Linked DNA regions of Homo sapiens: region 2 is linked to region 1. A link is a loop called in an ENCODE intact Hi-C map of the cell type or tissue named here. Cell type or tissue: ascending aorta. All regions are shown on one strand. Links, peaks and the distances in the headings refer to the core of each region. The heading gives the core; the rest is flanking DNA.

Evidence for each region. A loop is a pair of places that touch in the nucleus more often than their neighbours do. Peaks named below come from ENCODE experiments on the same cell type or tissue, not always from the same donor. Only the 100,000 strongest peaks of a DNase experiment are listed, where the experiment ranks them.
Region 2: a loop joins it to region 1, with 1.9 times the contacts of the local background. A loop is called at or near these places in 6 of 110 quality-filtered maps.

The regions. Positions count from the first base shown.
Region 1 is chr20:57,955,582-57,967,921 of GRCh38, reverse strand. No RefSeq gene overlaps it. Among named protein-coding and RNA genes, the nearest start is that of LINC01742, 42 kb to the left of the region's middle. In ascending aorta, for the core only: no CTCF peak of the experiment used is centred there; DNase peaks (open chromatin) are centred at 3,211, 3,661, 4,541 and 8,722; H3K4me3 peaks cover 480 bases; H3K27ac peaks cover 3,391 bases.
Region 2 is chr20:57,655,398-57,667,737 of GRCh38, reverse strand. It overlaps PMEPA1 (prostate transmembrane protein, androgen induced 1), which reads left to right. Exons shown (of 4, transcript NM_020182.5): 2 at 8,041-8,195. Among named protein-coding and RNA genes, the nearest start is that of ZBP1, 41 kb to the right of the region's middle. RefSeq lists enhancers at 253-869, 3,375-3,889, 5,149-6,021, 9,873-10,002, 11,838-12,340. In ascending aorta, for the core only: no CTCF peak of the experiment used is centred there; DNase peaks (open chromatin) are centred at 2,987, 5,177, 6,197 and 10,037; H3K4me3 peaks cover 2,352 bases; H3K27ac peaks cover 5,584 bases.

The sequences.
Region 1 (12,340 bases), core at 1,505-9,504:
TAATCTCCAGTTACTCACTCCCCTCCTCCCAAGCAAGTGGAATGGTTTTGCAATTTAATTTAATCACCCACTGAGTTTCCAAAATTAATTTCCTGTTAGAAATAAATATTGTACTATGAATTATAAATCAGACCAGGCGGTAATTTGCAGACAACCTGTAAATTACAATTTCTACTGTTGTTCTCTACAGCAAATAGAAGAGGGAGCACTTAGTGTCCCCGAGATAAGCCTGTGTAGCCACTTAGGAGGAAGGTCAGGTCTGAGTGGACCTGTCATCCACGGAGGAAGGCTCTGGCTGCCCGGGGTCGGGGGGCTTCCCACCATTAGCTGCTTCTGCTCCTTACGATTCTGTAGCACCAGCATTTGGAGAGCTCCCCACTGTCTATTGGCCCCCCGGGGGTAGAGCTCTGAATGACAAGGTCCCTGATCCAGGACGTCAGCGCCTCTTAGTCGTGCCCCACATGAAGAGGCAGTGATAATAAAGATGGAGGGAAGCACTCACACCGCACTCACCATGTGCTGATGGCTGTTCCAAGCATTTGCATATATTAATTGATTTGATCTTCAGAATAGCCCTATGAGATAGGCTCTATGATCAGCATTATATTAAGGATGAGGAAACTGAGGCACAGAGAACACGAGTAACCTGCCAGTGATGGTGAGTCAGCAGGTGGCAGTGCCCTGTTGTGTGAGGCAGGCTGGGTCCAGAATTGGGGTACTCCTCATCCCTCACACTCATGTCCTGGCTGGCCCACTCTCATCCCACTGCCTTCTTCCCAGCCAGGCCACTTTCATCTCTAAGCCTGACAGCCTTCGAAGCTCCCAGCCAGTCTACAGCTTCTGCTTGTCTCTACAAGGGCCCCTCTCTCACCAGGGAACTCAGAGAACTCCTTAGAAATGGGAACTCCGGGTGAAAAATCCCAGGACTGCCTCGTGCTCTTAGGATGAATGACACAACACCCTTGCCTCCAGACAACTACCAGGTGGGCAGGAAAGATGGAAGCTCTCAGCACCGGCAAGCTGGGCCCCTGACAGAGGTTGTTCACTGTGCCTTCTTACAGAGAAATGATGACCTCATAGGTTGCACTGGGGGTGGGAATGAAAAGATCCTGGGAAGGGCACGTGTCTGTGTTTCTCTGGTGAGCAAACCACTTGCAAATCCATGAGGCAAAGTCCCAGCATCCATTCAATATCCATTTAGCAAAGTTGTTATTGACTAAAAGCTAAGCCATCGAAAGTGGGGTGACTCCATGGTGAGTGGCACAAGGAAGACCCTTGGCCCCAAGTAACTCCCAGTTCAGGAAAAAGATGGACAGTAAGCTGGCAACCCCAGTGCTGCACGGCCCACCCGTGCTGGGAGTGGGGGTGCAGGGCCGTGCATGGGCCTGAGGGGGCTTCTGGTGGCTGTCTTTTCCTCCCACAGCCTACGAGCCTGAGGAAGCTCCTCTCATCTACCCAACTTACAGGTGGGGAAACTGAGAGGTGAAGTGACTTTGCCCAGGTCATAGGGCTGGTGTGTGGCAGAGCCAAGGGCATCAGGCAGCTGGCTGCAGAGCCCATGGGGTGACTCTCATGAGTCCCAGCTGTTTTTTCCTGATTCTCAGTAAATTGTTGAATGAGAATGTCAGGTCAGCCAGCAGAGGCAGCTCATGGGGGTCCTGCCTAGAGTGAGTTCTCTCACCCACTCTGGGCAGATCATTCTTTCCTCCCAGACAATCTTTGGATCCATTAGTCTTTCTGTGGCAGGTTCAGAAGCCCAGTGCAAAATAGCTAAGAAAAAAAAGAAAATGTACTACCTCATTTTCACTAGAATTCTGGGAGAGTGCTAATTGCAGGCATGGCTGGATCTAGGGACTTGAGCTGTGTCTTCTGGATCATTCTCTGTCTCTCCTCACTTGATTCTAAGTGGCTTCTGTTCCACTTCTAGCAAAGAGGCTGCCTTGCCCTGCAGTCAGGGGGCACCCCAGCTGTCCTCCACGGGTGTCCTCACAGCTCCACACCCAAAAGGAAAAGCCACTTTACCAACAACAGCAAACACAGCCATTTTCAGAGAGGGCCCCAAATGGCCTGGCTGAGGCCAATTGCCCACTCCTGAGCCTACCACTGTGGCCAGAGGAACGGGTGCTGTGACCACCTAAGGCATTGATGAATGCAGTGAAAATGTAGGTTGATGAATGCAGCGAAGATGTAGGGCAGGAATGACATTCGATGTCGGCCACAAGGTGCTCCAAGCGCTCCAAGTGTTGTGCTGGAAGTGGCTTCCGCTTCACAGGAGGCTTGGGTTGGGCTGCCCCCGGGAAAACCTTGGGGTAGACCAAGGGAGACCCCCAAACCACCTTCCCACGGTTTTCCCAGCCTTGACCTCCAGAGCCATTCAGGATGAACGGTGGAGGTGCTTGTGAGCATTCCTGGTCTGGAGCAGGCTCACTGGGACGGTGTAGAAAACAAAACACAAAGCTGGCCTCCCTTCTCGATGAAATATTCAGCCACATTCCAGTATCTCCTCCATTCCCTCATTCCACTATCTGAACACCATTTAACTGAGAGGGATGAGAGCAACCCCCTGAAATGAATTCACTTGAAGGTACAAATGGCTGGTAAGTCATTCAGGTCCTTTCCCACCTGGCAGTTGGTCACCTGATGGTCTTAATGGTCTCTGGGAAGTGGGGTGTCAAGGGTGGGGCAGTGGAAGGAAGAGAAAGGAAAGGAAGGGTCTGCCCCTTCCTTTGCATGATGTAGGACCACGTCCCTTTCCTTTGGAGAACAAGGATGATTCTTCTGGGACTGTCATCACAGAGCCCGGTCCCTGTACCCCCTGGGATGGCAGGTGACCTGACCTAAGCCATTATGGCCCCATCCCTCTTGTCAAGAGGTTGGGCCAGAAACAGTATTCCCTGAAATTGCTGTGCTTGGAGACAGACAGGAAGAAGCTTTTTGTGTTGTTCCTACCACTGGGAGGACACAAACCTAGAATAGCAGGGGCTGCTGTCTCCGCCATGGGGCCGAAGGACAGGAGCCTTTTTGATGGAGGAGAGCCAGAAGCTGAGTACAAGTAGGTAGAGGCGAGAAGGAGAAAGACCCCAGAAGACAGAGCCTGAGTTCCTGGATCCAGCTGTGCCTGCAGCCAGACCTACTTCTGAAAAATGCCTTAAAATGAACCAGTAAACTCCCTTTTGCTTCTCAGCTACTTTGGGTTGGGCTCCTGTGACCTCAGTAGCCAGCTTGACTCATCTGAGGGTTGGCTGAGAGAGTTGTTACCATTTCCATCCCCACCTCCTCCTCTGTCTCCTCCTTCTCCCCTTTCTTCTTCGTGGGCATAACCACTCATTAAGTGCGTATTCTGATCTGTGTGCACACAGGCAGAGCCTCTGTGTGGACTGTATCAGCAAATCCTTCCAGCGAGTGTCCCTTTATCCTTCTCAGTCCAGTTCAGACAGAGCCAGCACCCAGGCCTCTGACTCCAGGTCCACGTTCTTCCCAATTCTCCATGCACAAGACAGTCTAGCACTCCTACACAGTGACCGGACCAGCACCATCCCCAAAGATGGGACAGGCTGTGGCCGGAACAGCTGGCAGTCCTTCTTGCCCCAGTTTTTTCAGTGCATAAATTCCCTTTTCTTTGCTTCTTTCGTCTGGCCCCAGGCCTGGTTCCCTGGGGGACAGGGAAGAAGCAAGTATTTCCTGGAGGCATACTTGGCTTAAGTTTAGGCTAAAAGCTTTTTTAACACAGAGAAATGGAAACTGCCAGAGCCCTGGGGTTAAACCCGTCCAGTCCCAGTTCTGTTGGTAAAACAGAAAAGAGAGCTTGTGTGGAGCTGTTGATGGCTGGTTCTCGAGAGCGGCAGTGGGGACGGCGCCGGGCCGCTGTGGCTGTGGGCCTAGTACTTGGAGGGCAGTGTTAGTGGGAGCAGTAATAGGCTAGTAAGGGTGGGGGAGCAGTGAAGGGGTGACAAGAAACTGAGAACCTCGGACCCCAATTTTTAGTGGTTGGGGCTTCCAGACAATGAGGTGAAACTTCCTCACTGTAGATGGAAGCTTTGTGCAAATCTCAAAGATGTCATGTTTGTAGATTTGGGGAAGGTTTATTTAAAAAATTGTGGTAAAATACGCACAGGATTTTACATATGGCTTAGGGTCACTAAGTACATTCACATCATTCACATTGTTGTACAACTGTCACTGCCTTCCATCAGAAGAGTTTTTTGTTGTTGTTGAGACGGACTTTTGCTCTTGTCACCCAGGCTGGAGTGCAGTGGTGCCATGTCAGCTCACTGCACCATCCATCTCCTGGCCTTAAGCAATTCTCCTGCCTCAGCCTCCCTAGTAGCTGGGATTACAGGTGCCCACCACTACGCCTGGCTAATTTTTGTATTTTTAGTAGAGATGGCGTTTCACCATGTTGGCCAGGCTGGTCTCAAACTCCTGACCTTTAGGTGTTTTGCCCTCCTCGGCTTCCCGCAGTGCTGGGATTATAGGCGTGAGCCACTGTTCCTGGCCTAGTAGAACGTTTTCATCACCACGAATTGAAATTTGGCCTGGCTTGAATACCTCCCCGTTCCCCCTCCCCCAAGCCCTTGGCAACCTCCATTCTACTTCCCGTCTCTGTGACTCCGGCCACTTTAGGTGCCTCCTCCAAGCAGAATTATCCCGTCTGTCCTTTCATGAGTGGCTTATTTTGCTTAGCCTAATGTCCTCAAGGTTTGTCCATGTTGCAGCAGGTAACTCTTTCTAAGCCCTCCCAGCTGACATGTGTAGGCAGAGTATTCTGAACTTTCCAAAAACATGCCTGGGCCTTTCTGATCTCATGATATAGGATCAATCATTTCTTGGCCTAAGAAACCCATGAAGATGATTTGCTCATTTAAGGACCAAACAGAATGATTACGGTGTATTTAGAGTGGGGAACAGCCACATTCTTGAAGGATGAACATTCAGAGCTGACAATGTGACAGATTTTCACTTATGCCACCAGAAACAAGCTCTGAGCTTCTAAGGAGAAATTCCTAGCTCTGGTGACACTAACATTAATTGGCCAGTTTTATGTAACTTTTATTGTAACAACAATAAAAGTTTTAGAAACTTCTTAAAATCTCCAGCCTGCAGATCTTTGCTCTATGGTTGATGCCGGCATCTTCCTAGGACTCCCCTTCCGGCTAGGTTCTTATCAACAGCTCTGGGCAGCATCCTGATCTTTGGTGAGTTCTGACACGCTGGTTTGTTTTAAATGCTGTCCAGCCACGCTTCTCACAGCACCTCACGTCTAACACATCAACAACCTCTGAGTGACTTGACCTGGATCTGACTCCACTCTGGGTCCTGTCCCAAAGCAGAATTTCTGAGCTAAAAGAGGATCCTTGCAGAAAGGCAGGACGTCAGGCACAGGCTCCTGCAGTCTCTCCCGGGGGTCCACCATCCTTCCAGTCTTTTCTTGGTGGAACTTTCTCTCCCTGCTCAATGCTTCTAATTGGAAAGGAACGGCACATATATATACATAAATATAGACGTATATATACATGTGTGGATTATACAGGCAGGTGGATTGCCTGAGGTCAGAAGTTCGAGACCAGCCTCAAACTTCTGACCATACGTATATATGTATGTGTGTGTGTGTGTGTGTATATATATATATATATATACACATATATATGTATATATATGTGTATATATGTATATATATGTATATATATGTATATATAGATGTATATATATGTATATATATATACACACACACACACACACACACACACACACACACACATATATATATATTTTTTGGAGACAGAGTTTTGCTCTTGTTGCCTATGCTGGAGTTCAGTGGCATGATCTCAGCTCACTGCAACCTCCGCCTCCCAGGTTCAAGTGATTCTCCTGCCTGGGATTACAGGCACCTGCCACCACACCTGGCTAATTTTTGTATTTTTAGTAGAGACAGGGTTTCATCATGTTGGCCAGGCTGGCCTCGAACTCCTGACCTCAGGTGATCCACCCGCCTTGGCCTCCCAAAGTGCTGGGATTACAGGCGTGAGCCACCACACCCAGCCCGGCACATACTTTCTATATCAGCACTTCTAAGCGTGCACCCCATAAGCCGCTTACCCTGGAATCACCCCAAGACAGGACCCGCAGAATCTGCATTTTAAATCATCTCCCCACTAGGTTCTTATACTCACCAAAGGCTAAAGACCAACTGATTGTCTTATGCTTGAATTTTTTAGAGCAAACTTGGGTTATTTTTATAATCAAATAAAAATCAAGATAAATAGCTGTTTTCTTTCTTGTTTCTTTTTCCGGCTGTTTTCTTCCCTTCCTTTCTTCTCTCCTTTAGAGAACCGAAGTTAAGACCCTGCGCAGACATCACAGCACCTCGTCTACCAGACCTTCCGATTCAGGGGCTGCGTCTTTGAGAACTTCCTCAGGGGTCAGCTTTGGAGATCAGCAGGGAGGAGGGTGCTCACCCCAGGAAGCGGGGACGCTCTGGAAACCAGGCTCCTGGCTGTGGTCCTGGACAAGATTCCCAGGCTCCGGGCTGGCTGTCTGCACCTGCTACCTGTTCCCAGGGGAGTGTGGGAGGCCCAGGCTGAGCAGCACAACCTCTTCCCTGGAGGAGCCGTCGCTGTGGGGCCCCCGCTTTTGTTGCCAAGAGCCCAACCTGGAAGTCCCTGGGTGCAAGGTCAGGTGTCTTAGAGGCCAAGGGAAGAAACCCAGACCTCCTTTTATTTTTTTCTAAAGAGTAAACAATACAGCTAATCAAATGGATGAACTCTTAGACTTTTATAGAATCTTCTCAAGACAGTCTGCTCTCCAGGCCCTCACAGTCCTGGATGCAGCACGGGCCCTTGGAGAGAATCCCAGGCATCACAATGACACCGTTTCTGTCACACGGCGTCCTCAGCTCCTCTGTGCTGCTTTTCCCTGTGAGGTCCTTCCCAGCACTCAGCACAACGACCGGCACAGGAACCACCTGCTTTCTCTCAGGGTTCACCTCCTCAGTGTCAATGTCCCACTGCTGGACTGGGAACTCCACGAAGCCAGAGCCATGACTGTTTTATTTGCTGCTGTGTCCCTCGTGCCTGGCACACGGCAGGCCTTCAATATACTGTTTATTTACTAGCTCAGTAAAGAGCGTAAAATTCCCAAATCCTCTGAATTTACAGAATCACAGAATGCAGTCACTCCACTTTTCTTTCTTTCTCTCTTTCTCTCTCTTTCTTTCTTTTCTCTCTCTTTCTTTCCTCCCTCCCTCCCTCCCTTCTTTCCTTCCTTCCTTCCTTTCTTCCTTTCTTTTTGACAGAGTCTTGCTCTGTCACCCAGGCTAGAGTGCAATGGCACTATCTCGGCTCTCTGCAACCCCTGCCTCCCGGGTTCAAGTGATTGTCGTGCCTCAGCCTCCCAAGTAGCTGGGACTATCGGTGCCCACCACCACGCGCGGCTAATATTTTTGTATTTTTATTTTAGTAGAGATGGGGTTTCACCATGTTGCCCAGGCTGGTCTCGAACTCCTGACCTCAGGCAATCCACCCACCTCGGCCTCCCAAAGTGCTGGGATTACAGGTTTGAGCCACCTTGCCCAGCTGCAGTCATTACACTTTTCTTGAGGGCCTACTATGTGCCAGGAACTTTGCCAGGTGTGAGATCCATTAGAAAACAAGAGCCCTACCCAGTTCTTGCCTCATGGAGCTGAGTGATACTAGAACAAACAAGGTTTTGGAAACAGAGAGACAAGGGTTTAAAAATTCCAGGTCTGCCACTTACCTGGGTGCACTTGGGCAGCTGAGCACCAGGGCCTCGGTTTCTCCATTTGTAAAACAGAAGTGATGATAGCATCAACTTCCTCAGGTGGGTGGATTGGAGATAACGTCTGTAATGTGTTTAACAAAATGCTTGGTGCCTACTTCATGCTCAGTAAATTAGCTTCTGCATTACTATCCTAGGGCTGCTGTTACAGAGAACCACAGTGAACGCAACAGAAATTTGTTCTCTCACAATTCTGGAAGCCAGAAGTCCAACATCAAGGTGTTGGCAGGGCTGGCTCCTTCTGGGGACTGTAAGAGAAAATCCATTCCACGCAACTCAGGAATCCTCCACGCTCCTTGGCTTATGGCAGCGAAACTCCAGTCTGACTCACTGCCAAGTGGCTCCTCTCCTGTGTGTTTTCATAGCTCTGCAGCCCTTTCCTCTCATAAAGGTGCCAGTCACTGAATTTAGGACCCACCCTGATCCATTATGATATCAGCTGACCTAATTACATTTGCATTTCTACATAAGCCCACATTCTGAGGTTCTGGGGAGGCATGAATTTTGGGAGGGACACTATCTTTCCCAGAACAGCTTCTATTATTTTGTGTGTGTGTGCTCAGTGCTTCGTAGACTTGACTTTATCCCCTCCTCCTAGCCACCTTATGAGGAAGGGACAATGGCTACCTTGCCTCACATGAGGAGGCGAGGCACAGAGACTTGGAACCTCTCAGGATACACGATCATCTTTGCCCTTGCTTGGAATTCATCTGATTTTCAAAGAGGCGGCCTGCAGCAGAGCCTCCCAACCTGACTTTTCTCTCCAAATGGCAGTCCCTGCACGACAATGAACAAGGAGAAGCTGGGCTCCACAGTGCCCTGTGTTCACAGGCTCCACAGTGAGACGAAATGTCCTGGTTTAAAACGGACATTGATCAGACCTGCTGGGAAGGCAAGCGGGAGGCAGAAAGGCACGGCTGCTTCCAAGTTTCTGTTGGCAGAGAGGGCAGAGCTGACAACTCCCAGTGAAAGATGTTTTCACCGTGGCGCAAGAGCAGAGACAGGGCCAGCGCGGCACCCCAGCCCCGCTCACAGCTCTAGGTTGATGCTTCTCAGAGGGAAGAGCTCTTTCTCTCTCAAGAGTTTCAATAATCGTATCCTAACTTGGCACAGAACCTCACCCTTCCTGGGAACACAGGAATGTTTGCTACTTGATGTCAATAAAATCCAACTCCTTAAGGTCTCTCCTGGGGTCCATGGGGTGGAGTTCATTCCACACCATTCTGAGACAGAGTCAGAGGAATTTGCTGGGTCTTCTCTGGCTCGGAATAAGTCCACCAGGCATCTCTACCTTATCCAGAAGAGAGTCATTTATTTTCACAAGTGCATAGCGGCCGACACCACCAGCACTAACCAGAGTGGATTCTTGCTTCACTCTCGGGGCCCTCATTCAAGGCTGGTCTCTTCCCGCAGGCCTTCTGACAAGTGCCACATTTTGTTCCTCTAACTTGGGTGAAGCCCCCTCAAACACTAGTCTCAAAGATCCCTTGCTACAAAGGTGGGTGCTCGGGCCTCAAATTCAAAGACCCTGACTCAGTAGATCCAGGTTGGGGTCCCAGGACTGTAATATAGGTGGTCCTGGCACCACACTTGGCCAAATGCTGTGTAGCTTGCAAGAAAGCTCCAGAAGCAATCTAGAGCTTTATATCATCACTCAAAAGTAAAGATTTGTAGGAAAGGTTTAAACCAGTGTCTTCCCAAGTTTCCAGCTTCTTCAACCAAACTGCTGGTTGAGGGGAAGGTGATTTGAGATTTTAGGGCATCGATTTATACAGTGTGAAAATTATTCCCCTGTGGTTAGATCAAAGGAAAATTCTTCATCTGGCACTAAGAGTCTTTAGCACCTCCTGACACTTCTAAGCTCCCTTTTGAACAAAGAGAGAGAGGCCTCAGGCTTGAAGCCATCAGCAGGCAGCAGTATCTGGCTGGAATTTAGCAATGCTCGTTTGTGGTCAAGGTATTTATCTCTGTAGTTACCTTTTATTAATGGCAAGGAATGTCGACTTCCATTTATGATAATGATCTCAAGTTTCCTTTTAGTTAAATGTCTAATTAGAAATGTGAGGTGATTTACAGGAAAAGAAAAATAGTGACTTGAATTATAGTGCAGGTGGTAGGTCAGGCCAAAATGATGGTGGTGGTTCAGAAATTACTGAAATTTGGGAACTGCTAGTCTAGTCGATGCTTAGCATTTGGGGTTGAGAAAACCAAGGCCTTGAGAGGGGAAGGAACTCGTCTGAGCTCACGTAATATTGCGTAATATTGGGTGGTGGTCTTTGCTGTCACCCACAGTCACCCACCATGGAGCTCTGCAGAGCTGCCACTTGTGAACCAGGGGATCTGAGCTCGCTGGGGAAGTGTGAGTCTCAAGACACCAACATCTTTAAAACAGATAAAAATAAAGTGGCAAGAGTGACCTCACCCCAGCATGTGGTGGCCGCTGAGAGCAGAGGGTTGTAAAAATTAATTGCCCTCTATTTGTGACCTGCTGTAGCAGGCGGGCCTCCTTTGAGGGGGTCACCCGAGAGGCGGCGGGCAATGGAAACATTCTTTGGGCCTGACACAGTGGTTCAACAGTGACCTCACCCCAACAACTCAAGACTTGTTATTCAAAACTTAATTTTATTTTGTTTCTAAGTGCTTAGGAGCTGGGGCTAAGGCAACTTTTGTCATCAAAAAGAAGGCCCAGATCTTGGAGAGAAGCAGAGCATCCTGAGTGTCTGCCAAGCGCCAACTTTGCAGCCACAGGTTCAAGTTCTTCCCTAATCCCGGCAGATCTGCCTTCTTGGTCCTATTGGTCTCCATGTGTGGTTGGCGCGATCTCTGGGCTTTGCTGATGTGAAGCCATGGGGAGGTGGAGTTTTAAGAGCGGTGTTCTCAGCGGGAAGAGCTCTTTCTTTCTCAAACATTTCGGTAATCTCATCCCAACCTGGCATAGAACCTCACCCTTCCTGGGGACACAGGAATATTTGCTACTTTACATCAATAAAATCCAACTCCTTAGTGTCTCTCCTGGGGTCCATTCATAGGGTGGGGTTCCTCTTTCGGGTCCCCCATTCAAGGCTGCTCGGTCCCTGCAGGTCTTCGTTCTGTTTCTCTAACTTGAGCCAAGCTCCCTCAAACACTAGTTTCAAAGAGCCTTTGTTACAAAGGCGGGTGCTAGGGCCCCAAATCCAAAGGCTCTGACTCAGTAGGTCCAGGGTGGGATTCCAGGACCACGATACAAGTGGTCTGGGCACCACATTTGGCCAAATGTTGTGAGATCCTCATCCAAGGCATGTATTGAAGGAGGGCTCTAAGGAGAAGCTGGAAAGGCAGTGAGGGCAGAAAGGGGCTGGGCAAGGATTGGTCTTAGCTGGAGTCTAGCACAGTCCCATGGGGAGCCCTGGAACAGGAATGACGCCACAGAGTTGAAACCATGTTAGCTGCGAGGCAAAGCATTCAAACCCCATGCCAGTCAGTACAATGCCTGTGGGGTGGGCAAGGAGGACCTTCTCAGTCACGGACACTTTTCCAGAGAAGGCGACAGCAGTGAGTGTTTAGAAGCATCCATGCTTTGGTAAACCAGCTCTCAGGGGTCGCAGGAGGAAGAGTGCTGATTTATAGCTTTTGCCAATGTCTGTGGTGTCAATACATTCTCTATGCTAATTGCAAAGCTACCAATGGTTTAACAATGGGCTTACATATTTCCTGAATATTTAACAATGAGTTCTCTCAGGCCAGGAGGAGCTGGCTCCAGCACACTCTACACTAGCAGTCAACTCTCAAGACAGCTGGAGGAAGCGAAGGTTCCTGGGAAGGAGACTGTGGCAGGGCCCAAATTGCCTCTTGGGCCTGGATGATGGCAGGTGCTTTCTAACCAAGATTCCTGCTTCCTCTCTCACCCATTGTCTTTCCTTGCTCCGTGAGCAAGAGCATCTTTTGCAGACATGGATCCAACGTGCTGCCCCTGGATTAAAACCCTTCACAGGCTCTCCATCACCTTTGGGGTAAAGTCCCCCTCCTCACTTTGGCCCTCAAAGCCCCGTCCCTTGGGCCCCTGTCGACCACCTCTTTCCACTCGCTTTCTCGTGGACTTTCTGCTCCAACCACCCTGACTCTTCTCCCGTCCTTGAAGTTTTGATCTCTCTCATGACCAGACGTCTAGGCCACTTCACATGCAGCCCTTTTGGCCAGAGACACAATGGTGGCCCCTGCCCCATCCGCTCAGCCCACCTCGCTTCAACACAGCATTGGTGGAACGTCTACTTTGCATCTGTCTCATTTGTGAGCAGGGCATTCGGGACTAGCTATGTGAGTTTGGGCTGCTGCACCCCACTTCTTGGCTAAGTTTGCAGTCTGTCTTCCACCCTGGACTGGCTACTCCTTGAAGGTAAAGACTTTGTGTGGCTTCATTACTCCTCAAAAGCCAACACCTAGTACAGGGCTTTATTATGGAGAAATGAACAAATTGATCAGTCTATCAAATGAATAATGAATGTCTGAGTGGTCAAGGCTGCTGCCTGGTAACAAATGTCTCCAAGAAGAGCCCCTCAGAAGAGTCTCC
Region 2 (12,340 bases), core at 2,081-10,080, 300 kb after region 1:
GCCAGGCGGGTCTCATCCAGGCAGGCCTAACAAGATTAGATTTTCATAAATTTCAGACAGCGCCAATTCCTAATTCCTCGGTGTGCGGCCAGGAGGCCAGACAGGGCCCCATGCACTGGCTGCTTGTTAACCAGGAAGGACGCCAGCTGCCCCTCCCCTGGGACAGACTGTTGGGGTGGCGGTGGAGGGGGGTCGTCTGGTCTGGAAACCTCCATGGGGCCGGCAGGAGCCGGGTGGACTCTGCTCCCAGCTCCCCAGCTGAAGAGAGAGAAATGAGCCCCAGCACCCCATTGTTGCCCCCGTTATTTCTGAGAAACTCAGTCGCCGCCGCACCTCCCCGCCTAGTGCCCCCGTGGGCTGGGTGGGTTCTTCTTGCACATTAACAAATTTTCCAGCGACCCTCTCCCCGTTTACAGCCATGAAACGTCCCAACAGGGATCTGAACCCTGAGGCCCCTGCTCTGCCCTCAGTTCAGGTCCAGGCTCTGCCCCCAAGAACAGAGGTCCAGAAACTTGGATGGGAAAGAATAGTGTCTTTGCCTTACCTGAGCTCTAACTGAAAGGTGGGGTCCCCTTGGATCCCAAATGCAGGCACCTGACCATCGTCTCCTTGACTGCACCAAAGACACAGCTGGAGGTGGGAGCCACCATCTTCACTCCACAGGCCCATGTCCCGTACAGGCCTTCCAGCTCTGGACGCTGTGGGTGTCCACTGCGAGGTCATTTAATGCAATTATATTTCTGTATCGCACACGTGCCATCGTGTGTATCATTCCCGTGTCACAAATCTGCTTCGGAGTTTGGAAACTATTTCCAGGCCCGTCCCCTCGCCTGTGATTGGGGCAATGCTGCCCCTCGGGGCTTGTCATGAAAAACTCAGAGACAGGGTGAAGTCTTTCGTGGTGAGGGGCTTGGCACACAGGAAGAGGCAGAGGAGAGGGCAGCTGTCAGCGTCTGTGTTATGCCATGGCAGGTGCCCATAACTCCTGGCACCCGCTTCCTTCCTCACCGTCCGGATTTTGCTCTGCGCTGGCTCAGAGGTGGGTACCACAGGCCATGAATACCAGCTTCATGGACTGCGTTGGGGGCGACACGCCAGGCACTTGTTACTGACCCCAAGATCAGTCACATTCAACACAAGCCCTTGGCTCAATCTCCCGCTGTTTCTGGCATTTTGGGATAATCACACTCAGGACTGCTGGGGGTCGGGCAAACGGTCAGGCTTTGGGGTCAGAGGAACTCATTTCTGAGCCTTGGACTGTGCGGTCTTTGGCGGTCGCCTCACCTCTCCCAGCCTCAGTCTCCTCATCTGCAAAGTGGGGGTCCCATAAGTACGGACCTCACAGAATGACGGTGAGAATTCAATCAGATGATGTGCATAAAGGGTTCGGCCCCCCTGCATGGCATCTAGGGAGTGGCCTGCTCACGGTTCCTCTCCTGCCAGTGTAGGACAAACAGGACAGGGCAGAGCTGTGCCCGCACCTCCCAGAGGGACTGTGCCTGTCTCTGGAGGAGACCATGAAAAGGAGGATGGGGCCTCTCCAACGAGGCACACGAACCTGTTAATGTGAAATTATTCACAAGGAAAGAGGACACTAAATTAAATTAGAGTGACCTTATTTTGTGTTTGGAAGATGGGCTTGGTCACCCCCGAGAGCCTGCTGCATTCATCACCCTCCCCAAGGGAAAAATTACGAAGAAAAATGGCAGGAGCCCCCGGGCCCTCCAAGTGATGAGCACAGCCTTGATGCCCAGAATGAAATGAGAGCGAGATGTTTCTCCTTCCCAGCGGCTTGTGTTGCCACGGCGGGCCCTTGGGGGAGAGAAAGGTGCCTCCCCGCAAGGGCCTCAGAGTCAAGTTCAAAACATGATGTGTGTATGAAGCGGCACCAATATAAACATGGGATCCAGCGCATGTTAGCCCCTGAGGGGCCTTGGGTCCAGCCACCATCCTGGGTGACCTTTGGGACTGACTTGAGCTCAAATCTCCCACCTTGGGGACAGAAGCCAGTCAGGGAACACCTGGCTAAGCAGGCTTGTACTCTGCAGCCCAGCAAACCTCAGCATTTCCAGGGACCATCAGGGGAACGAGGGATGCTTTTTGTCCCCAGAGGAGTGTCAGTAATTGTGACAATGGTGACAGTTGAGTGTGCTACGTTCTGTCCCGTTCTGAGCTCTCGCATCCATTATTTCACCCCTGCCCCGGTTGGTTCTTTTTTTTTTTTTTTTTTGACAGATGAGGTAACTTCCTCTCAAGGAGGTAGATGCGCACAGCATCACACAGACAATGGATGCACGAGGACTGGACCAGAACATCAGAACCACATCCTCAGATTCCCGGGGCAGGGGGCGGGCGGACTAACGCCGTGGGCGAGCTAGGAAAATTTAGCAGGAGAATGAAACCCTTCCCCCTTTTGAGTTCCTATATGGCGGCTCTGGGCTCAAGTCTCAACCTTGCTCCTAGTTGCATCTTCTAGGGCTACTTCTCCCTAAGCCTCAGTTTCTTCATCTGCAAAATGGGCATGGTGATGTTACCTAAATTGGGGAGGCTCAGCTCAGTGGCCCCGGGTCATGTGTTAGAATCATGACAATACTTACAGTGACTACAGTGAGTTTGGGTGTGCCCTCTCCTGCTCTGTCCCCTGTGGCCTATGACTGCTTGGCAATGTGTCCTGTGGTCACAGCAGAGTTGAGCCTAGGTCAGGGACAGTGGTAGGACCCACCCCTGCAGGTGTCATACTGGGCATTTGATCTGGGATGTCTTTGTCCATGCCTTGGTAAAGGGGCAGTCTGTCAGATTAGGGAAACTGAGGCAGGATTGGTGTGGCTCCATATCTGCCAGTAGTCACTAAGTGACCTGGGGCCCAACTCTTGGCCAGAAGTCCTGAAGCCGCCTGCCCTGCAGATGCCTTGGGTGTGGCCTGCTTGGCCCTTTTAAAACTCTTAAATGAGGTTCCAGCCTTAAAGGACCACAGCTTCACAGCCGGCTCCAGGGTCCTCTGGAGAGAGGGAGGGATGCGGCCGCGCTGGGCCTTCTCTCCTTCCGCCTCGCGTTGGCAGTCCTGCTGGGGTTCCTTCCCTTGCCCGCGAGGCATCTGATCCTGAGAGTCCGGCTCTCAAGCTGCGACTGGGAATGGGCCCCAGCAGCCTCCCTGCGCTCCTCGGAACAAATGCAGGCACGAAGAGGATTCTGCGAGCTGCCGCGGGTGGAGAGCCGTGTTTATATTGGTGCCGCTTCATACACACATCATGTTTTGAACTTGACTCCAAGGCCTTTGCGGGGAGGCACCTTTCTCTCCCCCAAGGGGTCTTTGCTGGTGGATTCACGGTGCCTGCCCAGAGGGATGTGTGGGACTTAGTGTGGGGAGGGAGCCCATGCTTGATGAACTCGGCCTGAGTGGGCCCTGATCAGTGCGTCGTAGAGGCCCGCATGCTGAGTCTCAGGCATCCCTGGGGTGGTGTGGGGTGGGGACCGACAGTGTCAGGGCGTGGCTGTCCCAGGCCAGGTGAGTCCCGGGACCAGGCCTGTGGAGAGGGTGGCTGCCCACAGCCCTGCTCCCGTGATGCCAGGTGGGAACACGGCTGGGGCCAGGGACGGTCGGTGCGCGTGCCCTTGGGTCTCTGGTTTGCGACCGACCTCGCCAGCAGGCACTGCATGGTCCACTCCCCAGAGAATGCATTCCTGTCCCCTAAAGCTGAGCGTCTCCTGGAAGCAGCACCATGGGTGTGAAAGTGCGTGGAAGGTGCCTCCTCACCCCATGCCCAAGGGTGGTCTTCGTTGGACCTGTTTGTGGGCCCCAATGCTGCTGTGCCTGACCAGCCTTCCTCCCGCACAGCATCCGCGCCGGTGGGGCTTGACTGGAGCTGGATGGAGATTTCGGGGCCTCCTTGGCCCAGGGTGTTGCCTTCCTGATGGGTGGGGGTGACCCGGCTGCTGGCTGGAGCACCTCTCTTGCCCCCCTCAACACCTCCAGGTCTGGGCATGTCCAGGGGCATCCAGGAGGGTCTGGGTTCCGGCCTCTGCTCACCTATACCCTCTGCCTGTGCTCCACTCTGCCCCGCACTCCGTGCCCTGCACCAAAAGCCTCAGTGCCCACCTTACAGGGAGCCCTCCAGGGTCTTCCATTAGATGCTCCCTCTGCGATTCCAGAGCAGGTCATGTCTCTTTGAGGGTGGATGGGTTTGGGCCACCCTTGTTCTGGTGGAGCCAGGATGGAATTGAGCATCCCGTGTCTGGGTCCACCTCCAGGGAGCACTACATGCTGAGCACATGTCCCCCGCACATCCTGCTGCCCACTGTCCCCCTGCTGCCCACCGTCCCCCCGCTGACACAGGGAGACTGCGATGGACTCAGAGAGGGCCCCCAAGAGCCAGGCTGGGACCCGGGCCCTCTGAGAGAGCCACTGTGCTTCCCTGCCACCACCCTGCTCCTCTCCAGGGTGCTCCTGAGCCGTAGTCTCGGCAACCCTTGCAAATCTCCATCTCCCTAAGCCTGGACCCAGGCCCTTGGCTCACCAAGTCTAGCCAGCAGTCAGTTGTAGTTTCTCTTTTCTAGAGAGTTTTTCTCTCTCCTCTCCCATGTGAATTTTCCTGGGCCAGTGACCCAATGGGAGTTGGTGGCCCAGGGACCAGGGTGACGCTCTTATGCGCTACTGAGCCCGGTGCTCATTTCTGGGAGCGTTTTTCTCACTCTGTGGATACAGACGTCCAAAAGTCAGATCCCCCTGCCCCTGGGGCCGAGCCTGGCGGGGCCAGGAGAGCCGTGAGGGTTTGTCCACACCCATTCAGTCTGCAGGGGCCTCCTCCATTGCCCCTGCATCCCACCGGCCCTGCAGCCCCAGCTACCGTCTCACTGCTGTCTGGGTCCTGCGGGCTGCCAGGGCCCGGGACAGGGACAAAAACAGCCACACACCTCCCTCCCTCCAGGGCTGATGTGGGCTGGGCCCCTGGAGACAGCTGGGGAAGGGGGAACTGGGGTGAAGAGTGCACAGGGTTGGGGGGCAGGGAATTGCAGGCCCCGGGGGTGGGGGGGCGTGGGTGTTACACAAAGCCAGCCCTGTGTGTACCCTGAATGCGGCTTTATCCTGAGTGCTAACAGACGGACCTGGGCCCTACAGAATCAGGCCAGGCTGCCCCGGCCCTGGACCTGCCTGTCTGGGGAGACAGGAGGTGTGGCCACAGCGACCTGGGTCTGAAGCCTGATCTCTCCTGGCCAGGAACATGCGGGTGTCCCACAGGCGGCCCAGGGCTTGGGGCCTGAGTTCCCAGCAGGCAGGGCCGAAGCCTTCTCGGGGCTTGGGAAAGCCCCACCAAGCCTAGTGGGAGGACGCGCCAGCTCTAGGGTCTTGGACTTCTCGAGGCAATCACTTTTCCCTCTGAGCCCGTGTCTCCTCACCCGTGAAATGGGGATGATAATAAAAACGCCCGTTCTTAGGTGTGCTCAGCCCACAGCATGACCGACTGGATTGGATCATTCTTTGTCATGGGGGACAGTCCTGTCGGTGCAGGACGGTTACCACAGCCCCTGGCCTCCACCCACTCCATGCCAGGAGTACCCCCCAGTTGTGACAACCAAAAATGGCTCCAGACATCGCCACATGTTCCCTGGGTGCAGACGTGGCCCCAGCTGAGAAACACTGGCTCATTAGCAGTGTAGACAATGGCGCGCTGAGCCCTGGGTGCAGATGCGGCCCCAGCTGAGAAACACGGGCTCAGTAGCAGTGTAGACAGTGGCACGCTGAGCCCTGGGTGCAGACGCGGCCCCAGCTGAGAAACACTGGCTCAGTAGCAGTGTAGACAATGGCGCGCTGAGGGTGGCACAGATGCATAAAGTGCCCGAGACGGGGAAGTTCTGGAAAACCTGTTGGGGAAGAAGGAGTGGCAGTGGACACAGGTGTGGGAGTGCTTCTGTGTGGAGAGGCGTCTGCCACTTCACAGACAGTGACATTCCCACCTAGGATGGGCTGCTTTCCTGCCTTGGGGAGAGCGAGGCTGGTGGCAGGAGATGGCTGGGCCCCCCGGGTTTGGAGTGTGCTTGCCTGGGCTGTCTGATGGCCCGAGCGCCTGGCATCGGCTCTGCACGGCCTGTTTTTTCTCCAGTTGCCACCTGACACCTGCCCACCCCGATCCCCCTCCCCCGGCTTTGGTTCCTCGGTCCTGGGAGGAGGAGGAACTGAGTCAGTGGCACTGGGCTTGAACTGGGGCCCCCAGGGAGCCTGGCTAATTGCTTGTTAGTGCCAGGGAGCCCTGGGGAGTCCTCCTTGCCCCCATGCCAGCCGGGGTCTGGGGAGTCACATTCCTGCACACCTTGGGCAGGGTGTCCTGGGCAGGGCGAAGCTGGAGGAGCTTTGGCCCCGGACGCTGCCGGCTGGTGCCCACTCTGCCGTGTCAACTCCAAGGGACCCGGCGTCTTGCCCATTGCTGGGGGCTCTGCTGGCACCGTGCTCGGCCAGCTGCCGAGGCCGCTTCGGCACAGACCCGCTTGAGTCAGCAGAAACTGCCCGGCTCAGGCAGGATCAAAATAACCTTCTTCCTATTCCAGCACTTGAGGGTTTTTCCGCCTTCTAGGGGAAAAACAAATCAAAAACCAAAAAAGAAAAAACAAAAAAACCCAACCTTAGAAAATGCGAATGGCAACATCCGCAGCCATCTGGAATGTGGGTTTTCTGAGGCCTTTTCACCAAGAGGAGGGTCCTGACACCCCCGTCCTGTTGAGCGTGGCGTGTGTTTGTGAGTCCTGGGATGGATGTGTGTGTGTGGGCACGTGTGGTGCGCTGTGTCTGTGTGTGTTTGTGTCTGTTGGGAAGTGTGTGTTGGGATGTTGACTTGGGTGTGGGACTGTTGAGGGGTGTGTGTTGGGGTGTTGATATGTGTGTAGGAGTGTTGGGTCGTGTGTTGGTGTTGACGTGTGTGTAGGAGTGTTGGAGTATGTAGTGTTGTTGACGTGTGTGTAGGAGTGTTGGGGTGTTGTGTGTGGAGGAGTGTTGGGGTGTTGTGTGTGTAGGAGTGTTAGGGGTACGTGTTGGGGTGTTATTTGTGTAGGAGTGTTGGGTCATGTGTTGGTGTTGATGTGTGTGTAGGAGTGTTGGAGTATGTAGTGTTGGGGTGTTGTGTGTGTAGGAGTGTTAGGGGTACGTGTTGGGGTGTTATTTGTGTAGGAGTGTTGGGTCATGTGTTGGTGTTGACGTGTGTGTAGGAGTGTTGGAGTATGTAGCGTTGTTGACGTGTGTGTAGGAGTGTTGGGGTGTTGTGTGTGTAGGAGTGTTGGGGTGTTTTGTGTGTAGGAGTGTTAGGGGTACGTGTTGGGGTGTTATTTGTGTAGGAGTGTTGGGTGTGTGTTGGTGTTGACGTGTACTTAGGAGCGTTGTGTGTGTAGGAGTGTTGGGGCATTTGTGTTGGTGTTGTGTGTGTAGGAGTGTTGGTGTGTTGACATATGTGTAGGAGTGTCAGGTGTGCATAGGTTTGTGTACACACGTTCACATGTAGCTCCTCTTTGTTTAATTCCACAAAGCTTCACTCCCAAACTCAGTGCCAACTTCCTCTCTCCGCACTCAGGGGTCCCCTTCTCCTCCCAACTGCTCCCTCCCTGGGCCCCTAAGAAGGGTCTGTGACCGTCTGCCCGAGCCTTTGCCCAGCGACAGGAGCCAGTGCGCAGGGCTCCCTTTCTGCCAGTCAGCTCACGCTGTGCATCTGCAGAACGGCTCCAGGAGGCTCTGAGAGCAGAGAGCAGGGCCTTCCTCCTGCCTGTCCCGTTACCTCCTTCCGGTCAGTCCCTACAGAGGGGGTGTCTGGGTCCCAGGACACCTTTGAGGTGCTCTCCCAGCCAGCAGTACCCCCTCCTCCGCCGTGAGAGCAGCTTCCCTGCACGTACCCCAGCCCCAGGCATCGCCTGTGACCTTGCCGGGAGAGTGGCGGGGGCTTTCCTGAGTCTGGGTTGCACTCTCGTCCCCCTAGGTGGGTGAAAAAGCTCAAAAGGGCTGAGCCCTGAGCACAGCGACCTGCAGGTGTCCAGGGTCTCACGTGTCCCTCTTTGTCTCCACAGCGGAGCTGGAGTTTGTTCAGATCATCATCATCGTGGTGGTGATGATGGTGATGGTGGTGGTGATCACGTGCCTGCTGAGCCACTACAAGCTGTCTGCACGGTCCTTCATCAGCCGGCACAGCCAGGGGCGGAGGAGAGAAGATGCCCTGTCCTCAGTAAGTGCCCCGCCATCCCATCTGTGGCCTGAGGGTGCGGCAGTGGGACGCCCCTTGTAAAAACTCAGACGGGATCCAATGGCAGCGTTTGCAGGAAACAGATTCAGGGCAGGAAGACAGGGGCTGGGGAGCCCACCTGACAGCAGCTTCCTCCCCTGAAATGGGAGGAAAGCACCCGCCAGGCGGGCCTCAGAGATGCTGGAGGAACGTGGGGAATGAAGAGCTGGGCTGGGAAGAGGCTTCGTGATCCACTCACGCACTCAGCTGACTCTCGAGCAGCCTCGGGTCGCAGGCTCTGTGCAGGGCCTGGGGAGAGGGCAGCACACAGGTCCTTGCTGTCATGGAGCTGACGTTCCAGGAGGGAGATGAGACGCCCAGTGGTGATAGCGCCATGCAGGAGATGCGACCACTGGGACCTGGGGGAGCCTCTGCGAGGAACCCTCGGCTAGGGAGGCAGGGCTGGGCTCACAAGCAGCGCAAGCTGACCCCCGTCTTGACCCACATCTCTCGAGGCTGAGTGGAGACAGACCTAGAGAGATGAGGCTGAAAGCAGGGAGGCACCTGGGGCAGGCAGCACAGGAAGGCATTCTGGGTCCACACAGAGGCCTGACACAACAGGATGGTGGAGACGAGGGGCCGGCATTTGGCTCTTACCCACCGGGGTAGTGGTGGGAAAGGTGCCTGCAGTCCTGCAGCCCTGACCCAGACGGAAGGGAGGTGGCGGCCCTGCCCTCGTGCCCGTGCTATGCTGACATCTGGTCATGTGGTCACAATGCCTTGGAGAGCCATAGAGGCAACAGGACACCAGGTCCCGGGGCCTAAGTTTAATCCCATCTCCACCAGTACTGGCCACGTGCCCTCAGACCTGTCCCTGATCTACAAAATGGGGCTTCAGATCCCCCATTTGTAAAATGGGCTGACAGTCACATCCACCTCCCCAGAGATTCAGGGCTTTAGCACAGAGCACGGGTCTGGTCATTACTGGCTATAAAAGCACTTCCATCCATCCATCCATCCACCTGACAGATCTCTACCCAGCACACACACGGGGTATGCAAAATTCCCCCTGCGTTTGGGAAGTGGCTGTGAGCCAGTCCCAGGGGGTGCTGCTGGTGAGTTGGATGGGCGCAGACAGGAGCAGGTGCACGGATGAAGGAAGCCGAGGGCCGTGGCCAGGAAGTTGGGGCGAGCTGCTCTTGAGGCCGTGCTGTGCAGGACCAGGTGAAGTGGGCGCGGGAGTGTGAGGAGGACAGAGCCCTGCAGGAGGGACCCCGCTCTCCATTACAGTCCTGGGTGTTGATCTCTCAGAGTTGTGAGCATTGGTGGGTGTTCTGGAAACCCCAAGAATTTCCCTTTCGAATCTCCACAAAGTCAGGGGCAAACAGGGCAGATCTGGGTCGGTGGGAACTTGCCCGCCTCTGACGGTGAACTCCCGGCTCCATGTCGGCCGCCTGAAGCCCGGCTGTTCGGTATCCTTCAGCAGGTGGACCAAAGGGCGGCACAGAGTTAATCTCTTAATGGCTTCCATCTCTGCACCCAGGATGTGTAACTCAACCACGTGGGGCAGGAAGCGGCTGTTTAAAGAGCAGGCTGGGAACTGTGGGGAGGAGGTGGCACGTGGCCAGCCCTGGGGCTGCGGCACGTCTCTGAGCCGGGGCTCACCAGGTGTGGGGAGGACTCACAGAACAGGCAGCACTGAGTGTGGCCTCCCCACTTCTGGGGACGCCTGGGGTTGGTGGTGGCGCCCAGAGTCCCTGGGCTGAGCCAAGTCAGCTGAGAAGCCTGTTGGCCACAGTCCCTAGCCGGAAGGCCTGTCCCTGGCAGGTCTGGACACCTCTGCTTGCATCAGGCCCCAGCCTCAGTGCGTCACCAGGTTGCCAGGGCAAGGAGCATCAGCCCTGGGACCTCTGATGGGAATGCCTGGCCCACAGACCCGGGGCCCACTGTGCGTCCCAGCACGCTGTCCGGAGGGCGTGCTGCAGACCTGCTGCTCTCAAGCCCCGACGTGTTTATTTGCTGTTGCTACCACTCCAGCAACAAGCACTGGTTACGTCTGCCCAGGGATGCCATCAGGGACTTCAGGGGTTCACCCCACTTTCCAGAGGAGAAACTGGGGATGAGAGAGGTGGAACATTTGCCGGAGGCCACACTGCTTGTCACTGCCGGTGTGAAGAGCCCACAGCCTATTCCGTCCTCCCTCAAGTGCTGGGGAGAGTGACGGTGCCTGGACATTCCAGAAGGCACCAGCCCTGGAGGGGCACTAACTCCAGGCTGGACTCACCTTGCCCCTCGGAGCCTCAGTGTGTGCATCTCCACAGTGGGTTGAAGCTAGGCCTGTGCGGCCCGTGGTCATGGGGAGGATGCAGTTAGTGGAGAGTGTACCGTACCCAGAGGCCGACTGCAGGGGCTTCACTGTTGTGGAGCAGGAGACGGCACCTGGGATCCTGCTGCCAGGAAGGGGTAGGATTCCGTCACACCTTCGGCCAATAGAAAGTCTCCTCCCACTGTCTACCCAGCCGCCTGCACAGCCGCCCGGGATGCCTGGCTGGGTAAACGTGGAGCCTCACTAGGCCTAAAGCAGAATGTGGCAGCTCCCCTGGGGACCCCCTGCCAGACAGGAGTCCCTGGGCCCCGCGGCCTTCCATAGAGATCCACATACAGCTCTTATCTGTCCCGGGCCCAGTCTACATCCCCCCAGCCCATCCATGCTCTGCCCCTGGCATGGCTATCCGACCATGGCCCCTTTTCAGGGTGACCCTGGGGGTCCCCTCTTGCCTGTATGGAGACAAGAGCTCGTGCCTCACCCACCTGCCTCACCATCTCAGGTAAGACCCTGAGCTCTGAGGTCTTTTCTCGGCCTTGTCACCTCCTTGTTGTGTGACACTGGGCAAGGATCTGCCCTCTGAGGGTGAGGCTCCAGTGCAGGCAAGCCCCTCGACCAGGGATGGCACTTCCACCCTGGCGCTGCTCCGAGGGTATTCGGGACATGATGCAGAACGTCACTGCAGTGACCGCCCAGCCACGGAGTGGCGCAGACTTCAGGTTTACCCAGAAAGGCAATCCCAGTCTTTGTGCCCAAGGCCTGCTCAGACTAGGAACTCAGGCCTTGGATGGGGTGACCCTTTGTCCTCTTTATCCCCCAATCAGTCCTCAGTGTGGGTCTCCTGCTCCCGAGAGAACCCAGCCCACCAAGGGCCCATTTCCCAGGGGCAGGGACAAGACTGTGGCCAGGCCAATGTGCGACAATCTGCCAGCAGCGGGAGCCAAAGACCTAGCGTCCACTCCCATGGCCTCAGGAGATACCGAATTCCCCCAGGCCCCTTGTGCTGGGCTGTGGGGGAATTCAGTATCTCCTGAGGACATGGGAGGTACCGAATTTTTTAGGAACATCTCTTTATTCTTTAGAAACATCTCTGAGTCCTCGAAGTTTGATAGAAGGCCATCCCGTCCCCTTGGATGTTCCTGGGGACTCCAGGGGAAGAATGGGCAGCTACGTTCTGGCCTCGTGGTGTTAAGACTCTGGAGGGGTCTGGGAGGAGCTGCCTGAGCGTCAGCTCACTGCGGCTGCCTGGTTTTGTCAATGAGGTCTTTTCTGAGTGTGAATGAAGTGTTTTCGAGTGCGTTTTGCCCATAGCTGCGCTTGGCTGTAGCAGCAGGGTTCAGTGGTATGACAGAGACCCGCCGGCCCACAAACCAGAAAATATTTTACTCTCTGGCTCTTTATGGAAACAGTTTTCAGACCCTTGGTCTAGAAGCATCTAAATGGGGAAGGCGCAGGTGGACTGGGTGCGCCCACTTCAAAGAAGAGGAGTCCACCCCGAGCCCTGGGAGTCTGGGAGTGGTTGGAGGCTGCTGGGAGCAGGGGGCTCGTCAGCAGTGGCTGTAGGATTGGAACCTGTCCTTGTCCTCCACCTGGGGTGACTGGCAGACATAGCCAGAGGCTGGGGAAGGTTCCAGACAATTCTGAAGCTGGGCCCACCTCCCCCGACTTCTCAAGCCACTTTGGAACCTAATTCCACAAAGATGACTTGCACGGGTCACCCAGCAACTTCCGCACTTAAGTAGCAACCTGAGCACTCCCTGACTGCATAGCACGCCGGCGCCTGGCACTGGGGAAACGGTAGCAGCTCCTGCAGGGCGAGTGA